2 separate regions of the Homo sapiens genome follow, and region 2 is linked to region 1. Evidence: chromatin loops called from intact Hi-C (ENCODE). Cell type or tissue: A673. All regions are shown on one strand. Each heading gives the region's core, and the rest is flanking DNA. Links, peaks and the distances in the headings are about the cores only.

The links. Peaks named below come from ENCODE experiments on the same cell type or tissue, not always from the same donor. Only the 100,000 strongest peaks of a DNase experiment are listed, where the experiment ranks them.
Region 2: it touches region 1 in a loop (6-fold over the local background); 19 of 110 quality-filtered maps call a loop at or near these places.

The regions. Positions count from the first base shown.
Region 1 is chr14:76,636,627-76,651,678 of GRCh38, forward strand. No RefSeq gene overlaps it. Among named protein-coding and RNA genes, the nearest start is that of VASH1, 120 kb to the right of the region's middle. RefSeq lists an enhancer at 11,100-11,394. In A673, for the core only: a CTCF peak has its summit at 8,489 (motif pointing left); a DNase peak (open chromatin) is centred at 8,465.
Region 2 is chr14:76,509,482-76,524,533 of GRCh38, forward strand. No RefSeq gene overlaps it. Among named protein-coding and RNA genes, the nearest start is that of ESRRB, 140 kb to the left of the region's middle. In A673, for the core only: a CTCF peak has its summit at 5,315 (motif pointing right); DNase peaks (open chromatin) are centred at 5,340, 5,990 and 7,570; H3K27ac peaks cover 2,050 bases.

The sequences.
Region 1 (15,052 bases), core at 6,320-10,319:
ATAAATGATCCAGCCATTCTACTCCTAGATATTTGCACAAAAGAAATAAAAACATGTGTTAATACCAAAATGTATATGTGAATGCTCATAGACACTTTATTTGTAATAACCAAAAACTGCAAAATCCCCAAATGTCATCAACAGGTGAATTGATAAACATTTGGTATATCCATATAGTGGAATACCACACAGCAATGAAAAGGAATTGGTTATTGATGCATACTAAGATGAATCACAAAGTAATTATGCTGGATGAAAGAATAAGACAAAAAAGAATATGTATGGTATGATTTCAATGATCAAAAAATTCTGGAAAAGGCAAACTAGTATTTAGTGATGAGAAGCAGATGAACAGTTGCCAGGAGATGGAGTGAGGAGGGGAATGGGTGAGGAGTGATTACAAAGGGGCACTAGGGGGTGACAATGCATATGTTTATTATCTAGATTGTGGTGTTTAAATATGTCAAAACTTGTCAAATTGTACATTTTAAATGTGTTATTTTTGTATGTCAATTATACCTCAATAAAATCCTCTTTTTAAAAAGGAATCCAGGACAGGTGCTGTGGCTCATGCCTGTAATCCCAGCACTTTGGGAGGCCAAGGCAAGTGGATCACGAGGTCAGGAGTTCAAGACCAGCCTGGCCAAGATGGTCAAACCCCGTCACCACTAAAAATACAAAAATTAGCCAGGTGTGGTGGCGGGTGCCTGCAATCCCAGCTACTCAGGAGGCTGAGGCAGAGAATTGCTTGAACCTGGGAGGCAGAGGTTGCAGTGAGCCAAGACTGCACCACTGCACTCCAGCCTGGGCAACAGAGCGAGGCTCCGTTTCAAAAAAAAAAAATGGAATCCAGGGGAAAAGCAGTGCCTTTCTTCCCTTGTGTGTTCCCTGCCCTCTCCTCATCTTTCACAGAGCCCATCTGCTTCTGAAAAGTAGGAGCTATGCTTTCTTCTCCCACAAGCCATTCACTTATAAAAAGCAGTCTTGTGGGGGATGAGCTCAGCTGGGTGAGAGGAAGAAGACTGGCAAAAGAGTCATCATCAAAGTCAAGGCAATTCTTTTTTTTTTTTTTTTTTTTTGAGACAGGGTCTTGTTCTGTCACCCAGACTGGAGTGCAGTGGTTCACTCCGGGCTCCAGTGATCCTCCCACCTCAGCCTCCTGAATAGTTGGCACCACAGGTACATGCCACCACGCCCAGCTAATTTTATGTGTGCGTGTATGGAGAGAGACAGGGGTCTCGCTATGTTGCCTAGGCTGGTCTTAAACTCCTGGGCTCAAGCAGTCTTCCTGCCTCAGCCTCTCAAAGTGCTGAGATTACAGGCATGAGGCACCACGCCTGGCCAAGGCAATTCCTTAGCAGTCATTGTTCCAATGTGACCAAGTGCCCAAAGAAACAGGAAGGGACTACACAATTATAATGCAGACAGTAAGTCTCTGCAATCAGACAGATCTGGGTATAAATTCTGGCTCCATGACTTAGCAAGTTTTTGATTCCTAACCTCTTTAAACCTCTGTTTCCTCATTTGCAAAATGGGATCATATGCCACACAAAGGATGCCAGGAGATTAAGTGAGGTTCTATTTACAAAGAGATTAAGTGAGGTTCTATCTACATCAGCCAGGCACAGAGTAAAGGCTTCCTCTACCTGGGAGACAGCATCTAGACAAGGAAGAGCACAGAATCCAAAAAAGAAAATTCTGAGTTCTAGTCCTAACTCTGCTGCCAATCGCTTATATGGCCTTGCCACCAGTCTGTATAAGCCCTTCAGCACTGGGGATGGAGAGAGGAGAACAGTGTTAAGAACACATTCATTCTCCATTCCACTAGCTTCTCCGAGTCCTGACTGAGGATTCAGTAACATCTGGCCCAGGGGCCAAAGGCAGCCCGCTACCTGTTTGTGCAAAGTCCACGAGCTAAAGCTGGTTTTTACATTATTAAATGGTTGAAAATATCAAAAGAGAATAATATTTTGTACTGTGAAAATTATATGAAATTCCAATGTCATCGTCCATAAATTAAGTTTTATTGAAACACAGGCCAGGCGCGGTGGCTCACGCCTGTAATCTCAGCACTTTGGGAGGCAGAGATGGGCGGATCATCTGAGGTCAGGAGTTTGAGACCAACCTGGCCAACATGGTGAAACCCCGTCTCTACTAAAAATACAAAAATTAGCCAGGTGTGGTGGTGGGCAGCTGTAATCCTAGCTACTCGGGAGGCTGAGGCAGGAGAATCATTTGAACCCGGGAGACAGAGGTTGCAGTGAGTCGAGATCACACCACTGCACTCCAGCCTGGATGACAAGAGTGAGACTCCATCTCAGACAAAAAGAAAGCCCTACCCATTTGTTTATGTATTGCCTATGGCTGCTTTCCCGATATAGTCAGAATAGAGTTGTTGCAACTAAGACCATATGGCCTGCAAAGGATAAATTACTTAATATCTGGCCCTTTAACAGAAAAAGTTTGCAGACTCCTGGGTTAGATCATCAGAAGAAACATACTTGTCTGCTGTTCTCTTAGCTGCCCACAGAAAAGTATTCAGTGTGTTAAGATTAAATCTTATGTCCTTAACTTTTACAGGGGTTCATAAGAAACATCCATTTGATTGGAATTTCTGTGTCTTTTGCAATAAATGTTTCCTTGAATTTTATGCCAGCAAATAAGATGGTCTTCAATTGACCTTATATGCATTATTTTATTATCCCACTATGTAACTGGCATATTGTAAGTAGCCTATAGACTAATTTTAGTTATTTTAGTGATATTAACAGACAAGAATTCTTAATTTTAATGATATGTACTTATCTGTGTCATTATCCTCTATTTGTGGTTAGTGATGGTGGTTTTCCGTTTACAAAAATATCAAGTTTTTAAGATTTTTAAATTAAATTGAATAATTGTATTGATTTTTTAAAATGTCAAGTAAGTAACAATTTTGCTAGAACCACAGGAAAGGCAAAAATGTTACAGTTGTTCAAGAATGATGGAAGTTTAGGAATAACATATTGGACAATAGGAACATGTTTTCCTCTTTACCATGGTTGCTGGGAAGCTCAGGATTAAAGGCAGTGGCATTTTACAATAGTATCCACAGTTCTGTAATTTACCTCATTGGACTTCTTTGCAGCTGCCTTTAATAGAGCACTGACCACATCGTGTGGTTTCTGTTGGCTCGTGTGACTATCTGCCAAAGGAAACCGGAGCCGGACTCACCAGGCCAGAACTTGGGAGACCCATTGGGTTGACCTGTTCCATTTCTTCTCTGCCTGTTCCTCTTGAACCCACCAACATCTGGCTCTCACTTCTTTCCAAAAACTATTCCCACAAAGGTCATTAATTACCTCACAGGGCCAAATACAATGGCTTCCTTCCAGTTCTCAATCCATGGGGCCTCTGCTCAGCACTTGACTATGTTTATATATGGGTTATTACACAGCTCATTTATAAATTATTACATAGGCTACTATAGTAAGCTAGTAATATCCCCATCCACTCAAGTGCTCAAGGCACAAGTTGCTACCTCCTTCCTCTGCCCGCCCCCTTCCTGCCAAGCTCTTGACCAGCGCTGTCCTTCCTTCCACTGACATATTTCTCAGCCTTCTCTGCCCCTCTTAGGGCTTTATGGCCCTTGAGACCTTTCCGTTGCTTCCCTAGGTGTGACATTCATGTCCCTGTCTTCACTTGCACCCACACCAGTTAACATGGTTAACTTTCTAAACCATGAGCGGGCAGGTTAAGGTCAAACTAAAATGGGCCAAGTCCAGCCCCCTCCACCACCTGTTTTTGTAAGTGGTTATGTTTAGCATGTATCTTCAACTCTCCTCTTTGTACACAAAGCCTAAAATCTTTACTGTCTGGTCCTGTCCAGCAAAAGCTTGCCAACCCTGTTATGAACCCAGAAGTGGCTGCTGTCCTGCTTCTCCTTGCGTACCCCAGACTTCCCTACACATTAGCATCCCCTGAAGGGACTGAGGAAATGCAGATTTCTGGGCCCCAGCAGCTAGAGATTCTGATTCAGTGGGTCTGGGGTGAAGCCTGCAATGTTCCCACACCCCAAATCGTTCTAATGTAGGTGGCCCAAGGTCCACACTTTGGGAAATTCTGCTGTAATCGCAGAGCCAGCCTGAAGTCCCTGAAACATCATGGGTACTGGCCAGCGAGGGCCAGTGCTCTGCGCTCCCTGTTCTGTCTGCCTGGAAAGCCTTGGAAAACGCCTTTCTCCTCTGCAAAAGTCGTGTCCTCTTCCCAGACCTCCCACTCCCATACCAGACAAGCATTGTCACCTTCTCCTCTCCTGCTCCATAAAGCACCTGTCCCTCTACAACCCTGATGATGTGCTTGTGTGTCTGTCTCAGTAGCCAGACTGGGAGCTCTTCCAAGATGACATCATTTCACTGCCCCCAGCCCTTGCATAGAAGGCCTTAAATCAATATTTGGTGAATCAATGAATGAACAGATGGACTTGCTCCAAATTGCTGCATAAAGCAATGCAAAGTCAGGACTGAGTCCAAACACTGGGATCCCCTGTCGGGTAACCTCCAGGCTGAGCCATCAGTTGCTGGAGCACAGTGGTTCAGAGCAGAGCTGGCCTGGGTGTGAATCTAGCTCTGTACTTTGCTAGCTCTGTGACCTTGGGCAGCTTATACAAGCCTGATTACATCACCTCTAAAATGAGAAAGATGATGTTAATAGCACTTACCTCACAGAGTTGCTCTGAGGTTTAAATGAAGTAATCCATGGAAAGCTCTTCAGCACATAGGAAGCATTTAATACATGTTAATTATGGTTTTATTCTGTCATATCTCTTTGTCCACGCCAGGCATGTGCCAAGGTGGAGCCTGACAGGAAGCCTCAGCCTTTCTATAGTGAGGGCACAGCAGGGACTACTCAGACTCAAGTCTCGGGGTCAGCCAACCCCATCTCTCTCTTGTCACTGGGATTCTACTGGAAATCGCCAGCTGTGGGAAGTCCTGCCAGGTGGCCCAGGACCCTGGAAATAGGCAGATCTTAGAGTTCAGCTACTAAAGCTCCTGCTCCCTCCTCCCAGCCCAACTCAAGAAACCTACCCCGCAGCACCTTATTCTTTGGTCACCAGCCAGGAGGGTCAAGGTAGAATTGCTTCAGGAGACAGATGACACCGAGTAGGCTGGAGGATGTGGTAAGGGCTGGGCTACACGGAGGATGCTGGCAGCAATGAGTAGCACCAATACTGAATGTTAATTGAGCCCTAATCAGTAAGCACTCTCCTGGGGCAAATGTGACCAACCCCAGGGAGAGAGTTTGATGGAGATACAACAGGAACTCCAGTGGACCACAGAGTGGACCTGCCACACGCAGACAGCAACAGCGCCCGCATCCTTATGTGGCAAATCCAGGACAGGGGCTTCCAAAGCAGGAAGTCCTCTGGGGTTGTGGAGATAAGATTACAGACCCATCTGCAACAGCTGAGGTGAGGTGATGGGGTCACTGTCTCAGAGCCCATGGGACTACAGAATCAGAAAGAAGAGTAATGTTTGGTCTAATATGCTTTTTCTTTCTTTTCTTTTCTTTTCTTTTTTTTTTTTTTTTTTTGGGACAGACTTTCATTCTTGTTGTCCAGGCTGGATGGAGTGCAGTGGCTGATCTCGACTCACTGCAACCTCTGCCTCCCAGGTTCAAGTGATTCTCATGCCTCAGCCTCCCGAGTAGCTGGGATTACAGATGCCCGCCACCATGCCTGGCTAAATTTTTTTGCATTTTTAGTAGAGACAGGGTTTCACCATGTTGGCCAGGCTGGTCTCAAACTTCTGACCTCAGGCAATCTGCCCGCCTCGACCTCCCAAAGTGCTAGGATTATAGGCATGAGCCACCACGCCTGGGCAACTCTTTTTAAACCATTCCTCAATTGCACAAACCAAAAACCTAGGAATTGGCCTTGACAACTGTCTCTCACTTAATCCCCCCAACCTGATCCTTCTTCATAGAGCACCGCCATTTTTATCTTCTAAGGATCTCTGCCATCAAGCCATCCCGATTCCCAATCTTGCTTACCCTCTTCAATTTCTTTTTCTTTTTCCATTGCACATAATACTTTGCAATGTATTTACTTATTTATTATACTTACTGTCTATCTCCCTTCTCACTAAACCTGGCATGTAGTAGATGCTCAATAAAGATTCGAGGACTGATTCTGCATGACCACCTTCTCCCGTCTGAATGATAGCACTAGCCTCCTGTCTGGCCTACTGCTGCCTACTCTGGTTCATCTTCAATCCATTGCCCAGAACGGTGCTTTCTCAAAATGCAAATCTGGTCATGTGTCAGCTTTGTGCCACCCACCCCTGCATGCACAGACATCAGACACATCAATGGCTTTCCACAGATTCAGGGTAAAGCCTCATCCCCCTAATGTGGCCCACAAGGTCCTCCTTTGCCTTCTCCTGCCCTCCTCTCTGGCTTCTGCTGCTCCCCACCTCCTCACTGTCTCTGCCCCAGACCCACTGGCATCCTTTTGCCACAGTCACGCCCACCAAACTGCCTGAGCCCATGAAGTTCCCGTGCAGTTTCCTGTGCATGGGTGGCTCTTCCCTGCCTTCGGATTCCAGCTCCAGCAGCCTTCCCTGACATGGCTCTCCACCCTCATTAGGTCAACTCTTCCCATCCCAGGATCTCAGATGCCATTTGTGACTTCTCCATGGAGCTCGTCATGGTTGCATCTTTAGACTGGTACATGGGCTGTTTGGAAGCGTCTTTCTTCCTGACCACACTGAGAGCTCCATGAAGGAAGGACTGTCTTCGTTGCTCACTATTTTAGCCCCAGTTCCTAGTGGCGTGCCAAGCACCTAACAGGCACTCAATAAACATGTGTTGATTAAATGAAATAAGTGAGGAAACCCAGGCCCAAAGAGCCCAGGTGACTTGCTCACCGTGACACAGCTTGGAGATGGCCACTGCAACACAGAGTTCAGGGCTCTGCCAGAATTCATGCCACTTCTCTTTGGCAGGGCAGAGACAAGGGTCCCCCAGCCAGTGGGGAGCCCTCGCTGGCCAGTACAACCAGACAGGGGGATGGAACCTGGGCCTGCCTTGGGTCTTCTCTGGGAAAACAGCTCCAAGCCGGGAAGACAGAAGGTTGATATTCCCACGCTAAATTCCCCTCGTGGCCATTATAATTCACATCCTGCATATTGAAGGCTCTGAAAAGTCCCCAGGTCAAAAAGAAACTTTCACAGTAATAAACAGAAGATTTCCTTTTCCCAGAGGGAAATGTTTCTGCACAAACAGAAGCAGGTCTCCCTGAAGGTCAGCTCCAGGCACAACCAAGCGGACACTCATTTTTCCTAAGAACATTTATCAAAGACCTACTCAGTGCTAGACATTACAAAGCACCAGGGAAGCTGCAGAGAGGAGGATGGGCAAGGCCTCACCCTCAGAGGGTTGCATATAAAAGGCACTGTTCCCCCGGGAACATCCCAGGAGGGAAAATGCCAAACGTGAAACCAAGGAAACACTGAAACAACCATCTAGCCACGGAGGGACCTCACAGTGAGTGCAATGAAAAGGAGATGCAGGCTGTGGCTGTTTGGGCTGGGCTCTCTGAGGACGTGACTACACGGCTGACAGCTTGTGGCAATGGGGCCAGTGTGACCAGAAGGCCAGGGTCTGATGGTCCAAGCTCCTAGCAAGCCCACCCTTCTGTTGCGAATATGCTCAAGAAAAACTCGAGTCCCCTCCGACGCACTTCCACGTGCCTCTCGGCAACCATCCGTGCAGAGAAACCGCAGGTGTGCCAGGTGATGACCTAGGGACGGTGACTTGGGGACTCCTTGTTGTAAAATGTCAAGCACTTTGGTCCTGAATGCCAAAGCACACACACAAAACACTGTCCCCCTTCCTTGGCCTAATCTCAAAAGCCAAGCAAGATCCGTGTCTAAACTCTCATTGAACGCGCTAAAATGTTTCTGAAGAGCACAGGAATTACTTAAATGAAAAATAATTGTTGAGGAGCCATTATTATTATTCAAGATGTGTCAAATGACATTGAAGTGTTCTATTTAATGTGTGGTCATTACTATCATCTTTTAGAGAACATGAAAATAAGCGTTCGTCTGATTACCTGAATGCCCACACCTATTTTCCTCCTAATGTCTTATGACCATCCACCTGGAATTCTCCAACCTTGGGAGCTTTCAAGAACACAGCCCTCACAGCTGAGGCAGGGGAGGCCATCAGCACACAGGTCCTGGATGGGTCGGAGGCTGCTGAAATATCTAAGTTCCTGCAATGATTTCAGAGCATGCTGCTCAAATGGAGGTGCTTTCTTAGCAAGCAATCTCTCTATTTCTTGTGGGAAGATGAGGAGAAAATCGGCTGTTGGGTCCGGGATCCCAGCTGGCAGCTCACCCAGACTGACCCCCACCAGGGGAGCATGGAGCATTTCCCAACAGGGAAAGGACTGCGGGGCGCCGAGGGCCCCAAGCCGCAGAAACATGAGGCTTGCCTGACCCCTTGTGGTGTGAGGCTCTCAAAGCCCGCTCCTTGCTGTTCAGACAGAAGGGGCAAAGACTGGATTCATTGTGACTGTGAGTGCTTGTCGTGGATTGAATGACACCCCTCAAAAGGTATGTTCCCCCAATGTGACCTTATCTGGAAAAAGGGCCTTTGCAGATGTAATTAAGGATCGTAAAATGAGAGCATCCTGGATTACCCAGGTGGGCCCTAAATCCAATGACAATTGCCCCTTATAATCCACAGAAAAAGAAAAGCCACAGACATACAGAGCAGAAGTCCACGTGAAGATAGGCAGAAAAGGGAGTTACACAGCTACAAGCCAAGGAGTGCCGAGGCCCCGGCAGCCAAAAGAGGCTGGGAGAGAAGACATATCTGCTGTTTGAAGGCACTAGGTTTGGGGTCATTTGTTATGGCGTGCTAGGAAACTTCAATATGGGATCAAGGGATAGGAGGACTCAAAGCCAGGGGCTTCCAAAGCCTGGTCTGTGGAGAGAGTGCATCAGAACCACCTGGTGCACTTGATTCCTTGATTCTGATTCAGAGTCCCTACGGTGGGGCTCTGGAATTGTACATTTTACAAGCTAGCCCTAGTCAATTTTTCTGTACACCCAGTTCTGGGAGCTGCTGTTCCAACCAACTCAGTGATAACCTTTGTAGCAGTTATTAGTGCTGTTCACCGAATAGCTCTATCTCTTTACCTTCTAAGCACAGGATACGATTGCGCTTCCTGCCCTGCTGTGGGCAGATGGGGTCAAGGGACTAGTTTTGACCAATGGCTTGTGGGAGAAGTGCTGTGTGTTAAATACGAGCTGAACTGTAATTGCCAGTGCAAGACCCCCCACCCCAGAGCTCTCTTCGCTGCAGTATTTGGGGTGGTGGCTGCTCTACTAGCCTGGACCCCTGAGGGACTGAGTAGAATCCGCCTACCCACCTGTGATGCACACACACCCGGGGCTTTTAAAGCCTCTGAAATGCCAGGTTGGTTGTTACTGCAGCATAACCTAGTCTATCCTGACTGATTGAAATATGGGAATGTTTTGTTTCAACTTCAAGTCACCCGCTAGAACCTAACTTGGATACAGACACATTTTTTAAGCTTTGCAAACAATTTGCTTAACAAGATTCAGGCTCATCATAGCAGCCACTTTTCATATTATGGGGGTCACTGAATTGAACAAAATCAGTATTAACACCCAAGCAACTCCAGAGCTTGTTTTTCTTGCTATTTTATTAATTCGCTAAAACTAATCATTTTCTAACTAATATCAGACTTTACTGTGCATACAAATTACCTCGAGATCTTGTTAAAATGCACAGTGTTACAATTCAGAAGGTCTAGGATGAGGTTCTGCCTTAGTCAGTTTGGGCTACTATAACAGATACCACAGACTGTGTGGCTGAAACAACACTTATTTCTAATGGTTCTGGAAGCTGGGAAGTCCAAGATCAAGGTGCTAGCAGATTCCATATCTGGAGAGGGCCTGCTTCCTGGCTTATAGGCAGCCACCCTCTTGCTGTATCCTCATGTGGCAGAGAACAGAGATCATCTCTCTCATGTCTCCTCTTATAAGGGAACTAATCCCATTCTGAGGATCCCACCCTCATGACCTAATCACCTCCCAAAGACCCCAACTTCAAACACCATCATATTGGGGATTCAGGCTTCAACATAGAAATCCTGGCTGGAGGCGGGGCACAAACTTTCAGTCCACAGCAGACTCATTCTATAGCTCTAACCAGTTCTGGGGTGATGCCAGTTCTGCTGGTCTGTGGACCACACTTTGAATAGCAAGATTTTAGGTAATGCTTTTCTACAAAATAAATTATTGAACTAATGGGTAAGTTAATTTCATAACATCCATAATTATAATAAACTACATCTGTAAAGCCATCTCTAGTTTCACATGTATTCAACTTAAGCCTCATAATGGCCCTGTCTGTGAGTGAAAGCAAGCAGATTTTTTTTTTTTTTTTTTTTTTTTTTTTTGAGATGGAGTCTCATTCTGTCACCCAGGCTGGAATGCAGTGGCGTGATCTCGGTTCACTACTGCCTCCACCTCCCAGGTTCAAGCGATTCTCCTGCTTCTGAGTAGCTGGGACTACAGGTGCCTGCCACCACACCCGGCTAATTTTTGTGTTTTGGGGGTTTTTTGGGGTTTTTGTTTGAGATGGAGTCTCACTCTGTCACCAGGCTGGAGTGCAGTGGTGTGATCTTGGCTCATTGCAACCTCTGCCTCCCAGATTCAAGCGATTCTCCTGTCTCAGCCTCCTGAGTAGTTGGGACTACTGGTGTGCGCCACCATGCCCAGCTAATTTTTTTGTGTTTTTAGTAGAGACGAGGTTTCGCCATGTTGGCCAGGCTGGTCTCGAACTCCTGACCTCAAGTGATCCACCTGCCTTGGCCTCCCAAATTGCTGGGATTACAGGCGTGAGACACCGTGCCTAGCCGAAAGCAAGCATATATTCTTATCCCTACTTTGCAGATGATAAAAATAAAAGCTGAGAGAGCTTGAGACTCCCTGAGGGTCATCTTGTTCGGTAATGTCAAGGATTAGACTAGAAAACAAATCTTGTCTATGCTCTACCACTGCCTAATAACAGTCCCCAAGATTTCATCAGTGTTTGAATGCCCAGCAAGATTCTAAACATGGTGTGTGTGTGTCTCATTGGAAACCACCTCAAATCCAAATGCTGTGGTCACTTTCAACCTAGCCTCTCAGTAGCACCCTGCACTTTGGCTTTGGGATGGCCTCCTACATGGAGGAAACATTGCCACCTAGTGGACTTCCAGAGCATCAACTCTTAGGACGCTGAGTCTGGGTTACATCTTGGGTTACATCTTTCTAACTTTGGCCTTCATAGCTCTGGTTCTTCCAGTCAACACAAATGCTAGACTCTACATAAGAGATGCAGATGTAGCACTGTCATGGCCTTTGCTTCTAGGAGCTCTTGAGGTAGGTGCAGAGACAAGATTTTTTTACACGAAATAATTAGTTCCTTGTTCAAATTTCGTGATCAGAGGACATGGTTAAGTTCTAACCTTTAGTAGTTGTGTGATCTTGGGCAAGGCGCGTGACCTCTTTCATCCTCCATTTCTTCATCTACAAAGAGAAGATACAATAGTCTTGCCTCACTGGGTCATTGGGATGAAGACGAGAGATTCGTATTAAAAACCAGCAGGGCCTGGGAATGGAGATGTTACGGGGAATGGAGGTTATGATTTCTAGATGGCACCAAGATTTTGAGCCTGGTTGACAGGAACAATGATGATTCCATGGGGAGAGATAAGGTGGACAGCTATTTGAGGTAAAAGATGGCAAGTTTAGATTTACCTATGAGTCTAAAATGTCACTGGGACAGATGTGGGACAATATCCAAAGCAGTTGGAAGGGGCTGTGGAATGAAGACCCAGGTTTGGAAAGGCAGGAGAGTACAGTGGTCAGGTGCATGGGTGTGGGGCCCAACAGCGCGGGTTTCACTCTCAACTTCACTGCTTCCCAGCTGTGTGACCTCCAGCAAGTTGTTTAACCTCTCTGTGTCTTGGACTGGTCACCTATAAAATGCAAATAACAGGGCCGGGTGTGGTGGCTCATGCCTGTAACCCCAGCACTTTGGGAGGCTGAGGTGGGTAGATCACTTGAGGTCAGGAGTTCGAGACCAGCCTGGCCAACATGGTGAAACCCCGTCTCTACTAAAAATACAAAAATTAGCTAGTTATGGAGGCACACACCTAAAGCCCCAGCTACTCAGCAGGCTAAGGCTGGAGAATCACTTGAATCCAGGAGACGGAGGTTGCAGGGAGCGGAGATCATGCCATTGCACTCCAGGCTGAGTGACAGAAAGACTCTGTCTCAAAAAAAAAAAAAAGCAAATAACAATGGTTGCTGTGAGAATGACATGAGTTAGCATAGCTACATTAATATCTATTAGGTACTTTCTGTAACTTTTGCCTGAGTCAGGCTTGAGTGCACAGGTTGGAGGGGAGGGGGTCAAGTGTATGAGTTGATTATGAACTGTTTATATATTCACTGGAATATAGGCTCCAGGAGGGCAGGAGCTTCTATGGTTTATTTCTATCTCCTGGTGCAGCACAGATGCTTAATAAGTAGTCATTGAATAAATGAGTGAATGAATGAATGAATTAATTGACACAGGCCTAGTGAAGAGTGGAGTCAGGAGAGGCTGAAAGGGAAACCAGTAGACTGGGCCTTGCATGTGACCCAGAGGTAGAGGCTGAAGGCCACTCTCCAACCGTGCTCTTTTTAGAAGTGTGAGATGGAAAGGACTAGGTTAGTGGTTCTCAACCCAGGCAATGTCTGGAGAGAGACATCTCTGGTTTTCGCAATTGGTGGGTATAGGGAAAGTAATCCTGGCATCTAGCAGATGGGGGACATGGTTGTGGTTAAACATCCTACAATGCCCAGGACACCCCCCAAAACAGAAAATGATCTATCCCCAAATATCAACAGTGCTGAGCCTTAGGTGTCTAAAAGATCATTCTTTTATAACTTTTTAAACTGTTACATAATAGTTGTGCAAATTTTGGAAGTACATGTGATATTTTGACACATGTACACAATGTAATGGTCAAATCAGAGTAATTGAGCTATTACCTCAAACATTCATCTTTTTTGTTAGGGACATTGCAATTATTCTAGCCATTTTGAAAATACAATAAATTAGTGTTAACTATAATTTCCCTACCGTACTATGGAATACTAGGTCTTATTTTTATGATCTAACTGTATTTCCAAAAGATGATTCTAATCCCTGCTGTGTTTCTTAATAGTTCTGTGGCCTTATCAGCCAAATCCTTGATTTCCCTGAGTTTGTTTCCTTATCTGTAAAATGGGAACATGAGTACCAGCGCTATTCATATTGTGGATACGTGGTGAAGAACAGAATACTGTGTTCTTGGCACCTGCCACATGGTGAGTCCATGTTCAATCCTACTATTACTCTAGTTATTGCTCTCATGCTAAGATGCACAACAAAATAAAGCCTCATCTTCTGGGACTATGGATTCTACTAAGGAGCTTGACAGTGTCACTTTGAAAAGATCAAATGCACTCACTCTTAGCTCCCACCATCCTACACACAAAAGCAATTCTGCTAATAGTGGTCTTGCACCTCCTTTCATCTATCCTGAGGATATGGACGTTGGTGTAGTGTTGAGAATGACCCTGGAGTTGCCACTAGCACTAAAACAGGCTGAGGCTGCTCTACTTATAATCAGTTCATAATCAACTCATAAACTTGACCCCTCCCCTCCACCCATGCACTCAGGCCTGACCCAGGCAAAAGTTACAGGGCTGAGTCTTCCATCAACTACACGCCATGCAGTACCCAAGAAAGTGCACACTTATGGGGATTATGGTGAGGAAGAAAGCAGTCACCATCCTTGCTGGACTTCCATCACTCCATTAGCAGAATTTAAGTAGCCGTTATGCCCCAGGCCTCCCCTGGTCACATGTCTTCCCCTTCCCCACACACCACAGGAGTGTTACCAATTTTAACCTAAACCCATCTGGGTGAAGATGCTTGGGGAGAGGGAAATTGGAGTGAGAGGCAGCACACGTTGTGATGGGCTTGAACAGGTTCTAGAAGAGGCATGACATGAATATTGCCAAACATGGCCAAAGGCTTATAAAAGACCTGGCTTTGCAGCAAAGAAAACAAAAGTCTGGGTAAAAGATTGTGAAGGCTGCATCTACTTAGACATTGCTGTTCATGAGTGTGCAGATGGATGGCCTGGCATGCACATGTTGTGCACACTGAGCTTCCAGCTCCCCTGAACGCACCCACACAACACTCGCTAACACTCAGGGCTGAATCCCAGCTGTCAGCATGGCATCTCTACCCAACATGTGGCCTTTTTTCCTCTCTGGACTGCTCCAGCCTCAGCTGAGAGATGATTCTGGCCTGATAACTACAGCTTTGTTTTGTGAAAACAGAGACGCAAGCATCAGTTCCTTCTTCTGCCCAGAGGTCTCAAGGAGTTTGGACAGGGGTATCATGGGGGCAGGGAACACAGGGAAAAAGAGAGAGCGGGGAGGAAATGAGGAACAGGTAAGAAATGCATTGCTGTTGAAAAAAAGAGCTCTCTTCAGCCAATAATAACAGCTGAGGTTGTCTGAGCACTTACTTTCTCCCAGGCACTGTGCTAAACACGTTTGTTACTCAGTCCTCAGACACTCCCATGAGTTCAGTTTAAGAATTCCCATTCCACAGAACATGGAAAGGGTGCTCCAACAATTATGTTGCTGCAGATTAGCTCATTCTCAATCTAACCAATAAACATGACCCTAGGGTAGAATGTAAAGTGATTTAAATGGAACACCTGCCTTACAGAAGATCCTTTCCACTCAGCATTTGGGAGGGGAGAGGATTTTTTTATTCAATTTGGATGGCTAATTAGTTATCACAATGACTGAGGAATGGGAAGGTGCCACTGGCATTTAGCGGAAGAAGTCCAGGATGCTAAAAACATCCTATGCTCTAGAGAACAATGCTCTAGTCAAGAAACATGAGAACTGTATGCCCCTTGGCTCCCCTATCTCTA
Region 2 (15,052 bases), core at 3,629-7,628, 130 kb before region 1:
CTGCGCCGAGCAGCTCCCGTGCTCTGTGACAGTGGAGCCACCAGAGGAGGCACTGCTCTGCCAGTTTGCTGGTTAAGTGACTTTACCCAAAGACATGCCCTGCAGAAGTAACTGAGCTGAGATGATGCTGCTGCCTTCAGACTACATTACAGGGAACAAAAATCCTCCTACCTTATTCCTTTCCACGTGTCTTTGGAGAAAAAAATTCAGCCGAACCTTAGGCACTTATATTATGGTGACATTTTTATCATCATCCTAGAGGTCCCTGGAGTGAAGGCTCAGACTTACTAAGAGGAAAAAGTCTTAACTGTACGGAATGAGAAGTCAGAGCTTAGGCAGAAGGAATCCCATATTCCCAGACAGAACGCAGAAGGATCTTAGGAGGCAACGCCTGGCTTGCACCGTGGGACATGGAGACGTTTGCAGGGCAGGAATGTTTGGAGCAGATGTTCTGTGTCTCACAAACCATGCCTTATAGGGGGCTTGTCCTGGCTAAGATTGCTCTCCTATCCTAGTCACGGGTGTCCTGCAGGATGGGGAATGGGAAGGAGACACCAGTGTCAGGTACAGAGGAAAGCCTGGGTGGTCCTTGCCTGGTCTTGGCCAGGGACCTGTGACTTCCTTTATTCTATGTCTCAGGCTACCCTCTGCTTCACATTGAGGTCACTAGGTGGGGGGAAGCAGGGACAGGAGGCCAACAGAGGGGAGGGCCTCAGGGCAGATGTGGAAACTGCTGGCCAAAAGGAAAGACAATGTGATTCAGAGGAACTGTTCCTGGAAGGAGACAAAGCTCCCCCAGCTTCCTCTGGAAATTGCTTTGTTTAAAATGCAAAGTGCGAATGTGTTTTGATGACATCTCAGCATCCATCACCCTATGCAAATGCTGATCCTGGGGGAGAGGAGCCCCTGTAAGTCACTCCAGTCCCCTAATGGAGTGTGTGTGGGTGATGACAGGCCAAGGGAGCCAGCGGCCTAGGGGCAGGCAACAGCTCACCACCCAAGAGAGGCTTGATAAGGGCTGAAGCGGGAGGGAGTCCAGCCCTGGGGGGGTCCACACCTGCATCATCCCCAGGCTAGCAGCTCTTGGATGCAGGATGCCAGCTGCTGCTGTAGGTGACTGAGGACAGAGCTCTAAACAAGTTGCTGATAGACCTAGTTGCCTCAGTTGCAAATTCACTTCACACTCAAATGGACAGTGAATTAACAGCCCTTCCCCTGAGCAGGAGGATGCCCCTTACCTGAACACTCTGCAACTGGGAAAAAGGTGAAATCGATTGCCTGACTGGGAGTGGGGCTCTTCAACCCAAGCTGCTATTTGAGATCTCAACTCATCCCCATGCAACAGCCTTCCACCTGTGTCCCAGACTCGGCTTGGACACCTTCAGTGACAAAAACTCATTGTCCTGGGAGGGTGTCCAGATAAAATACAAGATGCCCAGTTAAATTTGAATTTCAGATAAACAATGAATAATGTTTTAGTATAAATATGTCCCAAATATAGTATGGGATGATTTATTGTTTATCTGAAATTCAAATTTAACTGAGTGTCCTGTTTTTTTGTTTTGTTTTGTTTTTTGCTAAATCTGGCCAACAATACACCCTGATCAATCCATTCCCATTTTTTTGTATATGTCTAATCATCAAAAAATGGATTGGGTCCACTTCTCTGCCTTTCATATCTTCCCATCTTACTCCATCCTCCATCCTGGTCCTGCTTTCTGGGCCATATGAGGCAAGCTGTACCCTTCTACCCACAACTCTTTGGGAATGGAAACAGACTCTCAGCTACTCGCAGGTTCTCTGATTCTGAGCTCTCAAACTGTCCTCTGGTTGCTTCCTGTGTATCAACTTTAGGTTGGATTCATGAGCCTGAGACAGAATTGAATAACTTGGCAAGTCAGGTAGTAATCTCTTCCAGAGGCTACATCTTTGGTGGTGAGGGGCGCTTAGGGTGGGCCAATACAACATGCTCACAACCACCCCACCCACACCCACCCATCCCTGCCAAACACACCTATAATTTTCTAGGACTTGACTGGAAAATGTCATGAAGGACTAGAAGCTAATCCTGTCAGTAAAATCTCCTCTTTAGCAGAGAATGTGGGTTGGAGGGCATAGAAGAAGATTGAAAACCTTACCACCTATATATTTTATTTTGCCTCAATTGCAAATTCACTTCACACTCAAAGAACAGAAATCACCCGGACTTCAAGAGAGTTGTCATTCTACAGAACCAGGACATGCCAGAAAGTTCCATGAATGCTACAAAATGTCAATGCAGAGGAATTAATTAGGCAGAACAGTGCTTTTTGCACTTGAGTACCGATCCACGATTAGGTCTTCTGCCAACCCAGAGTACAGGTGAGTGCGGTCCTGATTTTCAGGTAGCCCGCAGAACCTTCTCCTAAGCTCTGTGCAGCCGTCTCCACAGAAGTAGCTGTGGGGACGTCTTCAGTGTGCTAAGCATCGGCATGGAGCTGCCTTCAAAGGCACAGCTGCAGGTGAGGGTACGTCTCTGAAGACCATATTAAGCCACCAGTCGCAACTTACATGGAAATTGCTACCTCTCCCCAGTAATGAATTAATAACCCAACCAATAGGAAGAAGATAATTTTCAAGCAATTCTCAGTTGCAGACACAAATTTTAAGGGCTCCATCCATTTACAATACGGATAACTTCATGCATCAAAATATATAAGGAGCCAAATGCCAGTGGGGTAAGGAAGGGTTTTCTCATCAGCATTCTCTTGTGTTTCAGGTGTAGGTCTTGCCTTTCCAGGGATAGTGGCCACATAGTTCGCCGTGTTCCCCGCAGTTATTCCAGTACATGGTAGGTTCCCAATTTCCTGAGGACGTACAAAGATGAGACTTTGTTTACCAGTTTCCTTTATTTTGATCTGTTATCCCATCTTTCCAAGTTTTATACTTTTGGTATGTTTGTTGATCACGGTGATGGTGATTGCTCTCAACACAATGTCTACTTCTCCTCGACGGTCAAGGAGGGAAATAGACAGAGCCCAGAGGTGGCCAGTCATGGTTCCTCAAGACCTGCCAAGAAGAGTGCAGGCCACCAGGTAAGTCCCGAGTGTCCTCTGGAGGGGGCCATGCTGCTGACCCACCTCAGCCCTTCTTCTGCTCCCCCAATCCCTCAATAGCCCACTCCAGTTTATTGCATCAGCCCTCACACCCTCAGTGCCACCTAAGACTTTACCACCAAGACCACAACTCTGGAATCTTCCATATGGAATAAATGCATGCTGATCAAATGAATAGATCAGTAAACCTCCTGTCTCTTTCCATTTCTTGGCCATACCAGCAGCGGAAAAACCTGCTTTTATTCCTACAGTTCTCAGTCTGCCAGGGGTTCAGTTTGGGCCCTCCGGTAGGCAGATGCTGAGATGGAGTTAGGAAGACGTTTATTGGGGGAGGGTGTAGTGGGTTGAATAATGTCCCCCAAAATTCACATCCACCCAGAATTTCTAATGTAACTTTATTTGGAAATAGAGTCTTTGCAGGTATAATTGATTAAAGATCTCAAGATGAAGTCATCCTAGATTTAAATCATCCACATGGAGCTGCCTTCAAAGGCACAGCTGCAGGCGAGGGTACATTTCTAAATCCCAGGACTAGTGTCCTTGTAAGAAGAGAAGACACGGAGAGACACACAGAGAAGGAGATGTGAAGATGGAGGCAGAGACTGGAGTGATACAGCTCCAAGCCAAGGATCACCAGCCATTTCAAGAAGCTAGGCAAGAAGCATGGAATCAATTCTGCTTCCGAACCTCCAGAAGGAACCAATCTTGTCAACATTTTGATTTTGAACTTCTGGCCTCCTGAACTGTGAGAGAATAGGTTTCTATTCTATGATTTGAAACCACTCAGGGTGTGGTAATTTGTTACAAAGCCCTGGGAAGCGAACACAGGAAGTAACGCCTGCAAAAGCAGATTGGACAGGGAGAGTGTCAGGCTGTGGCCCAGTCTTTCCCAGGTCAATTCTGCTTCTTCCCTTTTACCATTCACTGGTTAACCCCCTACCCCCGACTCCCAACTCCAATAAAATTCTTGCTCTGCCAACTCTATCTCAGCCTATGATTGCTACAAAACCTCTATTGACACAGTCTTGGCTGCCTCAGTACGGAGCTCTGGGCAAACCCTGTCCATCAGGGGCAGCCCTCCCTCTGTCTCGACCCTGCCTCACCCATCCCGGCCCCAGCTTTGCTCCACTGTGACTTCCTCTCTCTTGTAGCTCCAGCCTTGCCATTCCACTGGCTCCTTCCCTCTCACCTTCAAACCAGCTCAAATACAGTAGCTCCTCTTCCAGCTGTGACTTCCTCTCTTTCTGTCCTCAGCCATGTTTTTTTTTCCCCAAGATATTTGTTGTTTCTGTTGTCTTCTTCCCCACTCACTCCTCATCCAGGCCTCTGTCTTCCTCCATCCTCCACCCAGCTGCCCTGCTCTTTCAAAGGCCCTCTACGCTCCCTTTCCCAGCCTTTCCTGACGTGCGGTTCTCTCTGGGCGTGACTCTGTTTTGTGTTTTATGCCCTCTGCCTAGGACACTATAGTTGTTTCTTTGCTGGAAGACAGGTTCCTTGAAGGCAAGAACTTGTCTTATTGATGTTTTTTTTTGTTTGTTTTACCACCCAAAGCCTCAAGCACAGTACTTTGCCCAGATGAACTGCTCAGCAAATGTTTAAGAGTTGAGTTCAACAGGGGTATCCCTTGGGCTTCTGGGAACCAATAGGGGAGAGTTTCCTCTGGGGTACACACAAGAGGGCTCCTCTCAGTGGCAGGGGGATCAGGAAAATAGGGAGATTGGATTGAATGTGGGAGTTGGGAGAGAGTGAGAAGGAAGAGGGAACAGGCGGAGGGTGCCAGCTCTTACAAGAGGAAGATAAATGATAACAGCGCTGGGAACAAAACCAAACATCCTTCATGTTGTCAGAGCAATGAAGCCAGCACATTGCAAGTCATGGGCCCCAGACAGTGCCTTACTTTTGGAAAAGGCTTGGGTTCTTAGTCCCCTTCTGCTCTCAGTGAACAGCACAATTCATCTTCCTTGGGGTGTCTCCTGAAACTGTGGGTAGATGGTACCCTGGGGTTGGCTAGAGGGAGGGGAGTCAACATGAGCCAGCTGTCCTTCTCAACGTCCCCTCTCTGGGCCAACAGTGGTCTTGTGTGACTCCCTGGGTCCCTTCTGTGTCCCGGGTCAACCAGACAGGGCTGGCTTCCATGTACATTTAGCAGGTTTTGTCCCACCCTCTTTCATAGAGCACTCAAATATTAATGCTGCTCTAAGAGGAAGCAAACTGAAACACACCGGCAGGGGGTGCTGAGAAGATCACAGAGACTTAGCTGTTGCATAATTTCTGGCTTTGAATGCAGATAGAGCATGAAGAAGAAGCCCTGCTCTGAGAGTCAGGGAACCCGCCTGAATTTGGGGCTCTGCTTTGCCACTGAAGAGGCAAGGAGCCAAGTCAGTCACTTAACCTCTCTGGGTCCTAATCCCTAACTTAATGTTAGGAATGTCCTAATCCCTAACTTAATGGGTTGACCAAATAGACTTCAAGTTACCTTCTAATTTTTTCACTCTGTTATTTCTTTTTTTTTTGAGAGTGAGTCTCACTCTGTCGTCTCACTGCAACCTCCACCTCCCAGGTTCAAACGATCCTCCTGCCTCAGCCTCCCGAGTAGCTGAGCTTACAGGCATGAGCCACCAGGCCCAGCTAATTTTTGTATTTTTAGTAGAGACGGGGTTTCGCCATGTTGGCCAGGCAGGTCTCGAATTCCTGAGCTCAAGTGATCCGCCTGCCTCCGCCTCCCAAAATGCTGGGATTACAGGCCTGAGCCACGGTGCTCGGCCCACTCTTATTCTTTATGCAACTCAGCATGTACATCTGTGGTTTTCCTGAGGGCAGCATCCCTTTCCTTCCTTAGGATAACAGCACTCACTTCTCTCTTCCCTTTCCACTTGGTGGCAAAGAGGCTGCCAATCATGCTGCTCCCCACACACATGGGGTGGGGCTAGGACGCAAACTCTGCCAAACAGACTCAGGAAGAGGGTCACATGATGGCAGCTCCTTAAAGGACCTGCTGTGGTTCTGGCTACCTAGCTACCCAGGTTCCTGCCCTTTCTAAGGTCAAATTGTTCATCTCTCTAATAAAATCCCCTTTCCTCCAGCATGAATGCCTGGTGCTTGTCATTAATGACCTTGATAGCTTTCTGTTAGCATCGTGAATCCAGAAAGTGTCTCTAGACAATGCGAGAGGCTTGTCGGCCAAGCTACCTCCCAGCTGGGAGGCTTTTAGTAGAAAAACAGGGACTAGTATGGTGGAGCTTCACTGCCTGTTTTCTGTGAGAAAAAGACACGTGTCCAGAGAGTGGGGATCCCTTGGAGAATTCTGAGAACCCTGAGGTCCCCTGAGAACATGCCATGTACGTCAGCGATTCCCAGCATTTCACACCAAGTGAATTCCTCTGTGCCCACGCCCAGACATGTGAGGCACCTGTAACCTGAATGATGCTCCCCATCCCAGCGTGGGGAGCAGCAGGCAGATAGGTCCGCAGTTCACATAACCTCCGTAACTGCCCGTGATCCAACGCTGTTTGTCCAACAGTATTTAACAAGTCAGTAAGGATATAGCCATTGGGTGCCCTCCATGGGCTTATATAGCAGCCCTTGTCCACAAGGGACCCTTAACGAGTGTGTTGTTGAATGTCTGTACCCTTGGGGAGCTGGTAATAAAAGAACTTGAACAAGACAGGAGGTCAGGGCTTTACCTGTGCTAAAAGGATTTGGGTATAAAAATGATGAAGGGAGGGGCTGGGCGCAGTGGCTCATGCCCATAATCCCAGCACTTTGGGAGGCTGAGGCGGGTGGATCACGAGGTCAGGAGACCAACCTGGCCAATATGGTGAAACCCCGTCTCTACCAAAAATACAAAAATTAGCTGGGCGTGGTGGCACACACCTGTAGTCTCAGCTACTCAGGAGGTTGAGGCAGAAGAATTACTTGAACTCATGAGGCAGAGGTTGCAGTGATCGCGCCACTGTACTTCAGCCGGGGTGACAGAGCAAGATTCCAACTCAAAAAAAAAAAAAAATTCCCTAACATATTCAAATATATGATATCAGTTATTTTGCTTAGGAAGAGATTAAAGTAGGCACATAAGGTTAAAAAGTGAGTTCGTTTAGAGATCGTGCCATGCACTCCAGCCTGGGTGACAGAGTGAGACTCCGTCTCAATAAAAAAAAAAAAAAGTGAGTTCGTTTAAAGAAAGATATTACATAAATAACAATACAGGTGAGACACGGAATTGGTGAACTTCATGACTGTGAGGCTGGAATAAGTGAAGTTGAGTAGCACTTGTGTAAGAGAAACCTAGAGGTCCTCCCCACCCTCCCCCCAGCCACTTGGTCCTTCTTCAGTATACTGAGGTGAGGAACATGTCTTGAGACTATGAGCTCCTCCAGGCACGGGCTGGGTTTTGTTTGTGTTGAATCCTCTGTGTCTAATGCAGAGCCAGCAAATAGGAAGTACTGACAGCTTGAATGATAGCTTTATGCCCTGCCTTGTTCTAGAAAATAATTAAAGCAGTCAACATGGAGCTGACTTGCACAGAAACAAAGCATGACACAAGTTCAGGCCTGTCTTTCACAACATGCTCATCCTGTCCAACGGATCAATCTGTCTACTTGATAGGTAGCTTAATACCACCCCCTCTGTCTACTGGCATTCCTCGCCATTGCCCTGCCTGGGTCAGACCACAGATATCTCTCACCTGAATTACTGTCTGCCACAATCTACTAACTGTTCTCCCCATCTCCAGTCTTGCCCCATCTAAGTGATTTTTTTTTCATGCAACAGCCAATGGGTGGCTTCCAAAATGTGGCTCAAGCCCCTGATGGCTTCCCACTGCAAACACAGTCTTTAGAATGACAGGTAAGGCCTTTTGTGACCTAGCCTCTTCCTACCTCTCCAGCATCCTCTCTTAGCAATTGCATTCCCCATCCTGCATGCCAGCCATGTTTTATTCTTTTCTGAAAGTATCTTGCCTCCATGCCTTTGCACATGTCATTCTCTCTGCTTGGAATGCCCATCCCTTTCTTCTTCTGCCTCACTCCTCCTCAATCCCCAGGATCCATTCAAGCATCACCACCTCCAAGAAGCTGGACCAGACTTCTCAGTTGTTCCCATAGCACCTGCTTTTGCTTAGTCATGGCACTTACAATGATGGATCCCAATTGTTTGTTTACTCGTCTACCTGCTACATGAATCCTTAAGCTCTTTAGGGCCAGGGGCTATAGCTTGTTGATCTTTGTTCTCCAGTACCCAACCCAGTGACAAACTAACTATAGGCCCCTAGCAAGTGTTTGACAATTGAGTAGCCGATGGCTACAGGCTTGGGAAAGCTCATGACAAATGGGCTTGGGGGCCTCCTGTGGAAACTCTTAACCTCATTAGTGCTGTTCAAAATATTTCTAACTTCTCACCTGGTGGGCATGTGGTAGGACTGCCTGCCCTGGACACCCTGTGGTTGGGTGGGACAATGTGGTCGTTCTGGTCACTGAGTTATGAGTGGATGTAGCAAGTGTCACTTCGAGGCTGAAGCATTTAATTAATTACCAGAGCTCTCTGTCCCGCTCTGTCCCTCTGCTTTCACAACGTGCGAGAATCCAGATGGTGGAAGCTCAGTCAAATGGGGTCTTAGAGTGACAACAACACTTAGTAGAGCCTCCAGCTTGCCAGTGAATGACATTTAGGATAAATGAGAAATAAACCCTGTTATAATAAGCCTCTGATTCTTAACTAGTACAACCTAGGCTGTCTCAACTGACACACCCACCCAGTCCATAGGGTTCCAAGTGCTTAGTCTAAATTATATTCTATTTCTTTTCCCTCATTCTGGTTCAGTTCACTGCCCATGCTGACCCCAACCTGACAAGTTCTCCTCCCACCCAGAAGAAATAAGGCAGGGAGGGAGGGAGCGAGGGAAGAAGGAAGCGAGTGAGGGAGGGAGGGAGGGATGAAAGGAGGGATGAAGGAAGGAAGGAAGGAAGGGGGAGGGAGGGAGGGAGTTGGGAGGGAGGCCATCACACCAGTAACCAGGAACACTGTCCAGTCAATAGTCACTAGAGAAATGCTTTCAAGAACCACGAAATTCATAGTAAGTTCACCACCATGAAGGCAAACCAGCCCTCCCTCAGACAGCAAAGTGTGGTGGGACCCGGGGGGAGGGTGGGGGACTAGGTATTTTTTCCTCTCTGTCTTCTATAGAACCAGTTATTTGGGACTTCTAAAACTTGCAAGGCCTTTACCAACTAAATCCGACCCCTCTTACCCCTTGCTTTATTCCTAATTTGTGTGTTCCAAGATACCTTATATAGGTAGGTAGGTATATATACCCCATGTGGGGAGGGAGTCACACCTCACACAATGCCACACCTGGGCCACCTGCCAGCCTCCCTTCCACAGCAACGGTCCATACCACTCACAGTTCACAAAATGTACTCTCTGCTAATCCCCACCACAACCTTGCCAAGGGGTGTCTGCATGGCTTCCTAGATAACCAATCCCATCAAACACACGCCAGGAGTCACAGGTGGATGCCAGGAGTTATGAGTGAACGCCAGCCAGCCCAGGGTGCATCTTGTTCCAGTCTCTGAGCCCCGGGGTCCTTGTGTTTCTCTGCCTGGTGGGGGATGCATACCACATAAAACTGTATGTTCCAGGTCTTTTCTCACTCCCATTATTCTTCATTAAGCCTAATTGGAATGCCACTGAATAATCATATTATTCTAATGCTCCATGTAATTATTAAGAATAATGGTGATTTCCATTTCTCTTTTCCTCTTGTATTTTTTCTTTCCTCCCACACAAAAGCTACGTTTGCTTCTTCAAGGTGTTGTGCTTGACTTTATTCCCTTCCCTGGGGCTGGGAAGACCTTGGCTGGGTGATGACCATGACGGCCACACCACTCTGGCAATTTTGTCACTGGATTCTCCATGCCAGTTCCAGAACATGGCATCAAATGTTGCCAGTGGGGATGGGGACAGATCAGAGAGGAGGAGAGTAATTTTTATGTGGTTTACACATTGTGCTCTCCTGGACATTTGCTCATTTAATCTTAGGAGCAACCCCGCAGGGTAAATGATATTATAACTATCATTCCTATTTTACAGATGAGGAAATTAAGGTTCTATTTCCTTCTTTCATGAGTTTTCTATTTCGAGAGTTTTTAAGTTGTAAATTCAATTTCCTCAAAAGTTATAGGGCTATTCATATTATTTTATATTGGGTTAATTGTGGTAGCTGGTGTTTTTTGAGGAATGGATTCATTTCATCTAAGGGGTCAAATTTATGTATGTAGAGTTGTACATAGTATTCTCATTCTCTTGAGGTCTGCAGCATCTGTTATGGTATCATACCCTGTTTCACTCCTGATATTGGTAATTTGTATTTTTTTTCTGATTTTTTTCTGTCAGTCTTGGTACAATAATTTTTTATTGTCAGTTGTTTTCTTTTTTTTCTTTCTTATTTTTGTTTTCTTGTTCCTTCTTTTGAGGCAAAAGAGGCTTTTGTTTTTTTTAATAGAGACAGGGTCTCGTTATGCTGCCCAGGTTGATCTCAAACTCCTGGCCTCAAGGGATCCTCCTGCCTCTACCTCCTAAGGTGCTGGGGGGGATTACAGCCATGAGCCACCATGCCCACCCAGTTTGTTGATATTATTCATTATTTTCAAAGAGGCAGCTCCTTTTTTCACTGATTTAATTTTTTTTCTGTTTTTAATTTCACTGATTTCTGTTCTTATCTGTATTATTTCCTTCTTTCTGCTTGCTTTGGGATTATTTTTATCTTATTTTTCTAGGATCTTAAGGTGAAAACTTAGATTATTATTGAAAACTTTTCCTCTTTTCTAATCTAAGCATTTAATGTTCTATGTTTCCTTCTCAGCATGACTTTAGCTACATACCACAAAATTTAATATGCTGTAGTTTCACTTTCATTCAGATCAATTTTCTGCCTGGAGTCTTTCCTCTTTGATCCATGGATTATTTGGAATTATATTTCTTTGTTTCCAAGTAGTTGGAAATTTTGCCATTATCTTTCTTTTATTGATTTCCAGTTTGATTATATTTTAGTCAGATAACATACTCTGAAACTCTTTTAAATTTGTTGAGATTTAATTTGTGTCTCAGGATATGATCTATCTTGACATATGTTCATTGGACATTTGAAAATAACGTGGCCAGGTGCGGTGGCTCATGTCTGTAATCACAGTGCAAGGTGGGAGGATTGCTTGAGTCCAGGAGTTCAAGACCATATTGGGCAATGTAGTAAGATGCCAGCTCTACAAAAACAGTTTTTAAAATTAGCTGGGAGTGGTGGTACACACCTGTGGTCCTAGCTACTCAGGAGGCTGAGGTGGAAGGATCACTTGAGCCCAAGAGTTAGAGGTTACAGCAAGCTATGGTCATGTCACTGCACCCCCAGCCTGGGCTACAGAGTGAGACTCCATCTCTAAAAATATAAAAATAAAAACAATACAAAAAATTTAAAAAAGAAAATAATATGTATTCTGCTTTGTGAGGTGATGTGTTCTATAAAGGTTGATATGAGTATGTTGATTTATGGTGGGGTTCTTCCATACCCTTGCTGGTTTTCTGTTTAGTTGTTCAATTGAGAGAGGGATATTGAAGGTTTTAGTTTGTTTGTTTTGTTTATTTTATTGTAGAGATTGGGTCTTGTTATGTTGCCCAGGCTGGTCTCAAACTCCTGGCCTCAAGCAATCTTCCTACCTTGGCCTCCCAAAGTGCTGGGGTTATAAGTGTAAGCCACCACGCCCAGCCTGGGTATTAAAGTTTTTAACTATAATTATGAATTTCCCTATTTCTCTTTTCAGTTTTATCAGTTTTTGCTTTACATAGTTTGCAACTCTGTTATTTGATGCATACACTTTTAGAATTGCCATATCTTCTTGGAGAATTGACTCTTTTATCATTATGTAATATACCTCTCTGTCTCTGGTAATTTTCTTTGCTCTGAAACCTGCTTTATCTGATATTGATACAGACACACTTCTACTTTCTTCAGATTAGTATTTGTAAGGCATACCTTTTTCATCCTTTTACTTTCAACCTATTTAAATCACTATATTTAAGGTGAGTTTCTTGTAGCTAGCATATAGTTGGGTCATGTTTTCTTATCCACTTATCTAATCTCTGTCTTTTAAGTGGTGCTGTAGGCCACCTATATTTAATGTAATTATTGATATGATAGGGGTTCAGTTTTTGTTTTCTGCTTGTTCTCTCTGTGCTTTGTTTCTCTGATTTATCTTTCCTGACTTTGTCTGAGTTACCTGAATACTTTTTAGCATTTAGAATTTTTTTTTTTTTTTTTTTGAGATGGAGTTTTGCTCTTGTTGCCCAGGCTGGCATGCAATGGCACGAGCTCAGCTCACTGTGACCGCTGCCTCCTGGGTTCAAGTGATTCTGCTGCCTCAACCTCCTGAGTAGCCGGGATTACAGGCATGCACCACCAAGCCCAGCTAATTTTGCATTTTTAGTAGAGATGGGGTTTTACTAGGTTGGTCAGGCTGGTCTCGAACTCCTGACTTCAGGTGATCCACCCACCTCAGCCTCCCAGAGTGCAGAGATTATAGGCGTGAGCCACCATGCCTAGCTAGACATTTTTATTTATCTATTTTTTTAGTGTATTACTTTGTGTAGTTTTGTTAGTGGTTGCTGTAGGCATTACATTATATATGCATAACCTATCACAGTCTTCTGCTGTCATGATTTTATCTGTTCAAATGAAGAGTAGAAACCTTACCTCTCTTTATGTTCCTTTACCCTCCGTTTTTTATTATGTAATAGTCTTCAATATTTCCATTTTATTTCCTTTTTTAATTATTAGAGACAAGGTCTCGCTATGTTGCCCAGGCTAGTCTTGAATTTCTGGGCTCAAGTGATCTTCCTGCCTCAGCCTCCCAAAGTGAAGAGATTACAAGCATGAGCCATTGCACCCAACAAGTCTTAAATATTTCTCCTGCACATGTTTAGACCTCCATTTAGACAGGGTTATAATTTTTGCTTCATAATTTAGAAAAATCCAAGAGGAGAAGGAACATCTATTGTATTACTCATAATTTTGCTTGCTGTGTTCTTTCTTCCTGATGTTTCAGAGTTTCTGCTTTTATTGTCTTCTTTCTGTTCACAGAATTTCCTTTAGCCATTCTTTTAGGATAGGTCTGACGGCAACAGATTATCTTAGTTTCCTTCCATCTTAGAATGTCTTGATTTCATTTCCCCCCTTCATTCCTGAAGGGTTTTTGGTTGTTCTTGTTGTTGGGGGTATCGGATTCTTGATTGATGGTTCTTTTCTCTGAGCACTTTAAAACTGTTGTGACACTGGTTTCTGATGAGAGATCTGCTGTGATGTAAATTGTTTTCCCCTATAGATATGGTGTCATTGATCTCTTATTGTTGTCAAGAATTTTTTATCTATCTTTAGTTTTCAGAAGTTTGACTATGTTGTATATTGATATAGATTTCTTTAGGTTCATTCTGTTTAAGCTTTGCTCAATTTTTTGAATCTGCAAGTTTATGACTTTTGCCAAATTTGTGAAATTTCCAGCCATGATTTTTTCAAGTACTTTTTCAGCCTTGCCGTCCTTCTTTTCTCCTTCTAGAATTCTCATGATACAAATGTTAGCTCTTTTGTTATAGACCCAAGGTCCCTGATACTCTTTATCTTTTTGAGGTTTTTTTATTCTCTGTTGTTCAAATTGGGTGATGACTGGGTTATTTCTATTGTTCTATTTTCAAGTTTACTGATTATTTCCTCTGGCCTCTCTATTCTGCTACTGAGCACATCCATTGAGGGTTTTGTTGTTGTTGTTTTTGTTGTTATTGTACTTGTCAGTTCTAACATTTCCACTTTGTTCTTCTTTATATCTTCTATTACTTTACTGATATTTTCTATTTCTTAGCTGATGCTTCCTATTTTTTTATTTGTTTCAAGTGTGTCTGTTGCTTGTTGAAGCATTTTTATGATGGTTGCTTTAAAGTCTTTGTCAGCTAGTACTAACATCTGTCATCTTGGTATTGGCAACTATTGATTGTCTTTTTCTATTCAGTTTTAAATCTTCTTGGATCTTGATATAATAACTTTTTATTAAAATCTGGATATTGTGGGCAAAATATTAGGAGACTTTGGATCTCATTTAAATCTTTTCTACTTTTTTCTGACACCCCTCTGGCAGGGGAAGAGGGAGTACTCTGTTGTTACTGCCAGGTGAGAGTACAAGACAGTACTCCTCATTACTTCTGAGTGGGGGTGGGAATTCTGCCTCTCATTGGGCCTCCCCTGATACCTCTCTGGAAAGTATCAGGTATCTCTGGCTGGAAGAGTAGGAGTGCCTCCTTACTACTCTCTATGTGGCCTCCAGTGACACCATAGAGTTAGGGGCCTCATTGCCAACTCATTACCAACTGGTGAGGATGAAAGTCCTGGCTCCCTACACGGTCTTCTTGGATACCACCCTGGTGGTGGGGTTAGGCTGCCTCCTTATAACCCAGCAAAAATGGAACTCTAGGCTCCCCACTTGGCCTTTGATGGTGGTGGTGAGGATATAAACTCAGATTTTTTTTCATGTGGTATTTGGCTGGAGTAGAGCAGTTATAATCTAAGTTTTCCGTCTTGCTAGATTTGCCCTTTCCCAATCCTTTGGCTAGAGACAGCAGGCTTTTGTTTGGGGTTTATAAAATCTTCACTCAATATTTCTGGGTTGCTGTCTTCTCAAGCTTCAAGTTTAGGGTATACAAGGCAAAATGAGAACCCAGAAAACTCACCTCCATGTTGTTCCTTGGGACCTGACATCTCTAGCCCATCTGCCTCCTTCTTTCCACCTCTTCTTATGATTGTTTTCCAGACCTTCTAGTTATACTTACTGGCAGTAATAGAAAAAAGTATGTCTATTCCATCTTCCCAGAAGCAGAAGTCCTACTGCATGACTTTTATAATTAGAAAAAAAGTGTGAGTATATATGTGT